Linked DNA regions of Homo sapiens: all the other regions are linked to region 2. Evidence: read pairs that join two places in POLR2A ChIA-PET (ENCODE). Cell type or tissue: GM12878. All regions are shown on one strand.

What was found. ChIA-PET counts read pairs that join two places held together with the same protein. Peaks named below come from ENCODE experiments on the same cell type or tissue, not always from the same donor. Only the 100,000 strongest peaks of a DNase experiment are listed, where the experiment ranks them.
Region 1: POLR2A ChIA-PET joins it to region 2 with 10 read pairs; 2 of 35 experiments call an interaction of 5 or more read pairs at or near these places.
Region 3: POLR2A ChIA-PET joins it to region 2 with 11 read pairs; 2 of 35 experiments call an interaction of 5 or more read pairs at or near these places.

What each region holds. Positions count from the first base shown.
Region 1 is chr9:107,171,035-107,173,534 of GRCh38, forward strand. It overlaps the pseudogene LOC644661. Among named protein-coding and RNA genes, the nearest start is that of RAD23B, 110 kb to the right of the region's middle. In GM12878, a CTCF peak has its summit at 1,327 (motif pointing left); DNase peaks (open chromatin) are centred at 1,287 and 2,087; H3K4me3 peaks cover 426 bases.
Region 2 is chr9:107,259,351-107,261,850 of GRCh38, forward strand. No RefSeq gene overlaps it. Among named protein-coding and RNA genes, the nearest start is that of RAD23B, 23 kb to the right of the region's middle. In GM12878, no CTCF peak of the experiment used is centred here; a DNase peak (open chromatin) is centred at 1,281; H3K4me3 peaks cover 707 bases; H3K27ac peaks cover 459 bases.
Region 3 is chr9:107,176,421-107,178,920 of GRCh38, forward strand. No RefSeq gene overlaps it. Among named protein-coding and RNA genes, the nearest start is that of RAD23B, 110 kb to the right of the region's middle. In GM12878, no CTCF peak of the experiment used is centred here; a DNase peak (open chromatin) is centred at 1,141.

The DNA of each region.
Region 1 (2,500 bases), 88 kb before region 2:
CAGCATCTGGTCATTCTTAGCTTTCCCCAGCTCCACATTGACTTCTATTCTGTGACACCTCATTTCTGTACTGTCTTTTCCCTTGTTCTTGAATCTGTTAAGTCGGGCAGCTGGCTTCACCTTTCTATTTCAGATGCCTAGTACAGGGCCTAGTACTAGATAGGTTCTCAGTATACATGTGTGAAATGAAAGCATAGCCAAAGGATGAATGGCAAGCCAGGGAGTATGTTAGTGAGAGTTCTCCAGAGAAACAGAAGAAATGGGATATTTTACATATACATATATGCACATAATATACGTATTTTATATATACTATACATATTTATATATATTACACACACACACACACACAAAGGGATTTATTTTAAGGAATTGGCCATGTGATTGTAGAGGCCGAGAAACCTCCAGATCTGCGGGGTGAGTTACCAAACTAGCAATGCGAGAGAGCTGATGGTGAGCTTCTAGGGGGAAGACTGACAGGCTTGGGACCCAGACAGAGCCATTGTGCAGTTTGAAGAAAGTACTTAGGTAGGAAGAAGTCTCTTTTACTTGGAGGAAGGAGAGCCTTTTGTTCTATTCAGGCCTTCAACTGATTGGATGAGGTCCATCCACATTAGGGAGGGCCACATCTGCTTGACTGAGTCTACAGATTTAAATGCTAATCTCATCCAAAAACACACTCTGAATAATGCTTGACAAAAGCACCCTGAATAATGTTTGACCAAATATCTGGGCACACCACGGCCCAGACAAGTTGACACAAAACTGACCATCACAGGGGGTGACAATTTTTCTTGCTGAGTTTGTGTTTAGGTAAAACTTTACTATAATTAGGCAAATAGTTTAAAGTTTTTTTTTCAAAGGACTTAGGGACCCTAAATTTGGGTGGGCTTAGCCCTGATCTCTTTCCCTGAAAGAGACAGGAAGGAGCAAAGAAACAGTGTAAATCTATCAACCCTGGTTCAGCCCGTGGTGTTCCTCATGGGACACTGAATTCCACAGTGGCTGCTGGGGTGATGGGCTGCCATGACCTACTCAGGTATAAAGTGGGAGTGAGAAGATCACCAGGGGCTGGGGACCATGTCCTTAAAATTCTGGACCATGAAACTCTTGGTCCCTGGTCATTTCTAGATATGGTCATTGCTAACCCTCAAATTGTTGTTTTGCATAAAAGCGAATGTGTTTTCATAAACAAGAGGGTTTGCTATTTCAAAAACTCAAAGACTCTGCCCTTCTAGCTCAGAAAGCTACCATCCTAAGTCCACCTCTGATGCTCATGCTCTTTATGCATGAGACCAAAGGACTGTGGCACACTCCTGCCACCTGGTGGCAACATATGAAAAGTCATGCAAAGGCTTAACCCTGAGGTTCTGATTTGGCCAAAACACAAGACAGAAAGAGCATGCTTGGAGACTTGCATTAGTGCAACAAAATTATAAGTTAATAGGACCATAAACCTGGAAAGAAAAGTAGTGATTACTGAGTTCAACTATCTCAGTTTCCAGATGAGGAAACTAAGGTTTAAAAATACTTTGTGACTCACTTAAAGATATTTCAGAGCCATGGCCTCATCTTCTCCCATCAAGTGCAATTTCTCCTTTAATCCACCTCTTTAAAAAATTTCCATACTTAGGGCAACTGAAGGCTTGATTAATTGGCAGAATGGTGAGCAATTAAATACAATTGTAAAATAAACCAAAGGGACTAATTTCTATTACGACTCCTGTTTTGTAATGAGCAAAGGTCTTTGTACATACACTTGCTCAGAAGTGACAGTTCTGCCAGAGATGGTTTGCAATGAACTTGCTCTTTCAGTTTGAACAGAGATAGACGTGCATCAGCAAAACCAAGTAAGTGATCACTCCTCTCTATAGGAATAGGATATCACCTTTTCATTTTCATGGATCAAATATGGACTAAATGTTGCTATGTTTTGCTAGCCGCTGTGCTAAGTGCTGGGAATACAATGAGGAGAAAACCAGAAGAGGTTTTTGCTTTCATGGAGCTCACAGTCTGATAGGGAAGACAGATGAGTTAAAATGCAACTACAGTTATGCATCACATAAGGACATTTGAGTCAGTGAGGGACTACGTATACAACAATGGTCCCATAAGATGATAATGGAGCTGAAAAAATCCTATCTAGTGATGGCATAGCTGTTGTAATGTCATTACACAAACGTTTGTGGTGATGTTGCTGTAAACAAATCTACCGTGCTGCCAGTCATATAAAAATGTACAGTAGCCGGGCGCCCTGGCTCACGCCTATAATCCCAGCACATTGGGAGGCCAAGGTGGGTGGATCCCTTGAGGCCAGAAGTTCGAGACCAGCCTGGCCAACATGGTGAAACCCCATCTCTACTAAAAATACAAAAATTTTCCAGGAGTGGTGGTGTACACCTGTAGTCCCGGCTACTCAGGAGGCTGAGGCACAAGAATCGCTTGAACCCGAGGGGGCAAAAATTGCAGTGAGCCGAGATTGTGCCACTGCACCGCAGCC
Region 2 (2,500 bases):
CCTCATCTGTTTGGAATGATTTTAGTCTATGGTATAGGATATAAATCCAACTGATTTTTTTTTCATTTAATTAATGGTCCCAATATAATGTAACCAAGTAATCTTCCTTTTCTTTATTTGATTGTCACTTTCATCACATAATCTTTTTCAATATTCAATTTGTTCCATTTTGTCCCAGCATCACCTTGTTTGGCATTTTCCAACTTCATATGAAGGTTAAATATTTAATAAGGCATATTGCCTCAAATTATTTCCTTGTAAGTTCCATATGTGATAACTAATATGTTGTTATCACTCCTGTTGAGTTTGAATACTGGTGAAGTGGAATGCTTTTTTATTTTTTATTTTTTGTCTATTTATCTATTTGAGATAGGATCTCGCTCTGTCACCTAGGCTGGAGTGAAATCGGACGATCATAGCTCACTGCAGCCTCGACCTCACCGACTTAAGCGATCTTCCAGTCTCAGCCTTGGAGTGCTTTTTCTTTTCTTTTCTTTTCTTTTTTTTTTGAAGCGGAATCTCACTCTGTTGCCCAGGCTGCAGTGCATTGGCACGATCTTGGCTCACTGCAACCTCCACCTCCTGGATTCAAGCGATTCTCCTGCCTCAGCCTCCTGAGTAGGTGGGACTACACGTGTGTGCCACCACTCCTGACTAATTTTTGTGTTTTTAGTAGAGATAGGGTTTCACCATGTTGGCCAGCCTGGTCTTGAACTCCTGACCTCAATTGATCCACCCGCCTCAGCCTCCCAAAGTGCTGGGATTATAGGCGTGAGCCACCGTACCCAGACGGAGTGCATTTCCAAATGTGTATTTATTGACCACTTGTATTTTTCATTTGTTTGTTGTCTGTCCATATAATTTGGCAAGTTTAGGGCACTCAATTTTTTTTACTGATTTGTAATCACACTCTATTAATTGAACATAGCACATGGTTTATCTTTGTCTTTATTTTAATTTTTCATAGCTGGAATATTTGACCCACCTATAACTGGCCGAATTTCTGCATTAGGAACTTGCTATTATTGGAGCATCCATTCTTTTCCCACTGATTTGAAATGTCACTTTTATCGCCTTGTGTTTATAACTCTAAGATCAGGCTGCTGCCATTCATACACCACAAACCTCTTTACCACGGTTTTCTATAAGGTTGTGAGTGAACTGGAACAGTGGCCTTTAACACATGGTAAATGGCATATAAGTGATAGCTCTTATTATTGCACTGGCTAAAAGATCTCTCCCTTTGTGGTTTTGTTTGTTTCCACTTCCCCCTTTATTTGGTGAGAACAACAAGCTCAGTAAGGCTCAACCTTTGCTCTTTGAATCGGTTCAGTTACTCACCTCCCTAGAGGCAGTTTAGAAACTCCCTCGAGCAGAATAAATGAAGCTCTCCTAATTCTTTGTTTTGATGTTTCTGCCCACACCCACACTCCTGACACTGTCAAATATTCCAGCCTCTGACTTTGGGATCCTAAGAGATGCTGTGGGATTTAACTGCGGAGGTGACACATTCAATGTATAATGGTAACCTGAAGGGGCACTGATCCCACTGAACTCCTTAGCTCCCAGCTTAGGAACTGACTGTGGCAAATTTCAGTTAGCAAGTACATCTAGCACAGTGAAGGCTAGCAATTTCTGAAGTCCTTCAGTTCACTTCCCAGCCCCTAGTTCTGTGAATTGCCTCAGGGCTGGCTCCTAACAGCTGTGCCTGGGCTCTGAGCTTGGAATTTTCTTCTTTGAACTCATACAGAAAAATTTACGTGTTTTCTTTTTTTTCTGTCAATCTATTTCCAGATGCTTTATAGCTTTCAGAACTATAGCTGAGTACAATCTACCAAAAACGTAGTGGTTTAAAACAACAATTTATTATTATCTTATGAGCCTCTGTGTTGACTGAGTTTAGCTGAGCTGTTCTTCTGGTCTCACTTCTGGTCTCTCATGCAGTCATAGATAGCAGCTAGGACGGCAGTCCTCTGGAGGCTGTGCTGCATGGAGACATCCAAGATGACTTCTCTCACATGTCTAGCAACTTGATGCTTCTCCACATGGCCTGTCTCCTCATCCTTAGGGGTATCTCATCCTCCAGGGTTTCTACACATGACCACTTTCTACAGCGTGGTAGCTGGATGCATACATTATGGTCCGCTTTCATGAGTGCAAAAAAGGAAGGTGCCAGGACTTTTAAAGGCTTAAATCCAAAATGCTACAGCATCACTGTCACTGCATTTTATTGATTAAAGTCCACCTGCAATATGGGAGGAGACTACACAGAGGAATAAGTACCAACAAGCGTGGTTCACTGGGATCATTTTTGTATAACTATCACATCACTTTGTTTTGGTTTCCAAAGCTGTTGTGTTTTGGGACGTTTTTTGAAATTACTTCAAAAAGATTTAGAGGAGAAAAAAATGAACTCAGTTTTAATTCACCATCTTAAAGTGGGAATCCAGTATTTGTTTTGAAAATGGCTGTAGAAATTATTTTTTGGTATTTGTGTTAT
Region 3 (2,500 bases), 83 kb before region 2:
CGACAGCAATCAGCTCCCAGACACATCCAGCCGTAATGTGATTACGCCATTTACCAAAATGCAAAGAGAGATACTTGAGGCGTTTCTGATTAGGGCTGACATTATCCCTCTAATGGGACACCGCATTAATCAAAGCTGTTGCTATGACTATGGCGATGGTGGGGAAATAACCCCAGCTTGATTCTGGGCCTACCCAATGCCGCCAAGGAAGAGGTCAGCTTTTGTTAGGGACATAGCAGAAGAATTGCTTCTTCCTGCTTAAGAAGGGCTTTCTATTGAAATCGCACCAGCAGCCAGAAAGACAGGCCTCTGTTTTCTTTCATTACACTGGGATTTTCTGGTGCCATTGCTCAAGATGACTCGATAGCATTGTTCTGGGAGGGACTGGGATGTGCGTGTGTTGGGGGTGGGGATATGGAGGCTGATTTGTGGGGCTGTCAGAGCCTTCTGCTCTCCAGAACTGTATCTTAATTGCTGGGTGGCCCCCTGGGAATCATGTAGGGCATGAGAACCTGGGGGCGGGGGAGAAGGATGATCTGTGGAAAAGCCCAGCTTTTCCCATGGCATAAACACTCTGGGCTTCTGCTGCTTTCTCCATTCCAGAGCCACTAAAGCATTTGGCAGAGACAAGCCTGCACCACACACCCTATGACAAGGCAGATGGAAAAACAGGCGGGAATGAAATGGATCTGAAAAGCCTGTGTGGAAAACCCCCTGGCCTCTACTCCGGGCTGTGGAGAACCCATGAACTACAGGGGAGGGCAGGGGGAGACCAGGTGATGGGGGCTGGGGATGGGGTCATCAGAACCCCATGATGGCTAGATAGAGGTAAACTGTTCCAAACACCCAAGGCAGCCTTCGCTCCGGTGCAGATACTGAAAGGGAAATAGAGGTCAGTGATGTGGCATAGCTCCTCCCCCCAGGACAGGGATAGAGCAGTGGAGAAGAATCAAGGAATCTGGTTCTAGTTCAAGTCCTTTCTGGAATTTTCTCTGAGCTTGGTTTTCCCATCATCAGAGTGGGGTCAATGAAATCTACTCTGCTGTCCTCATAGAGGTGTAAAGGTCGGTCAGACCACTTCCTCTGGGGGAAAGTGATTTGTGAACTCTGGAGCACAGATATTCAAACTTGGCTGCATTTGGGAGTCACCTGAAGAGGTTTTTGAAGTTCTGAAGCCGGGGCCCCAGCATCAGACGTTCTGGTTTCATTGGTCAGAGAGGCGGCAGGGTGTGGGGATTTTTCAAAGCTCCAGGGGATCCTCATGCACAGCCCAGGTTGAGAATCACTGCTCACAAGTGCTGTAGGGAGCCGTGCCCTGCCTTTGAGCCTCATTTCCTATATTTTTTAATGAGAATAAAAATTTTTTAAAGTAAAAGGCTTTCATGGGAATAAAAGGAAAAAAAAATGTATGTGAAAATGCATAAAGTCGTATATCCTGGATTCCTAATTAATGTTCAGTTCCCTCATTAGAGGCCATTGCCTCTGTTTCAGGGGAGTCTCGTCCCCAGGGTGAGACCCTGGACAGCACCTTCCCTCTTAGCTGTGTGACTGTGTTCAACTGACTGAATAACAGCAAGCATTTACAGCACCTGAAGCCTTTCACATGCTTGATCTCACTTAATTATAGCAATAACCTGGGGAGGCGGGCAGAGATCATTGTTACCACCCTGTGAAGCAACATCATAGGTGACTCAGGCAGTCAGTGGTGGAGCTGGGATTTTAGCCCAAATTTGTCTTGTTCCGAAACCGGAGTTCTTTCCATGACCTCCTTGGTTAGAACTGACCTGAGTCAATTTTGTCATTCACTATGTAGATGTAAGAGGTCTTGGGGCCGTAGGTCTCTGCATGTTGTAATGAAAGCAGGTGTCAGATAGAATTCTGCGATACAGACTTTCATTTATTAGCAAAGCAGGTGCAAAAACAGGCATGTGGCTTGCTCTGTGAGCTCAATGACATCCTGAATCATTGTCCTTTTAGGTGCCCCAGTAGATCCTCGCATGAAAGCTTCACTCAGGGCAGAGGTGACATTTTTCAGCACCACGATTCAGCTAACCTTGTCATTGAGTCATGAGAAAAAAATTAGCTGATAATCAGTCTAACAAACACAGAATCCATTGGAGTCATAAACTTATGGCACTGTTCCATTTAATAAACACAGGGAGACAAGTCAGAAGGCTACCAGAACATTCTAGCCCAGAGTTGACAAAGGCCTTTCCCAATGGCTATGGAGAGGTAGGAAAGGGGTAGGATCATTCACTGAGTCAACCAAATATGTTGAGCACTGTACTAGTTTCCTATAACAAAGTACCAAAATGAAGTACCACAAAATCGGTGGCTTACAACAGAAATTTATTTTCTTATTCTGGAGGCTAGAAGTCTGAAATTAAGATGTCAGAAGGGCCATGCTCCCTCTGACACCTCTAGGGAAGGATCCTTTCTTGCCTCTCTCCTGGCTTCCTGGTTTCTGGTGGGTGCAGCAATCCTTCGTGTTCCTTGACTC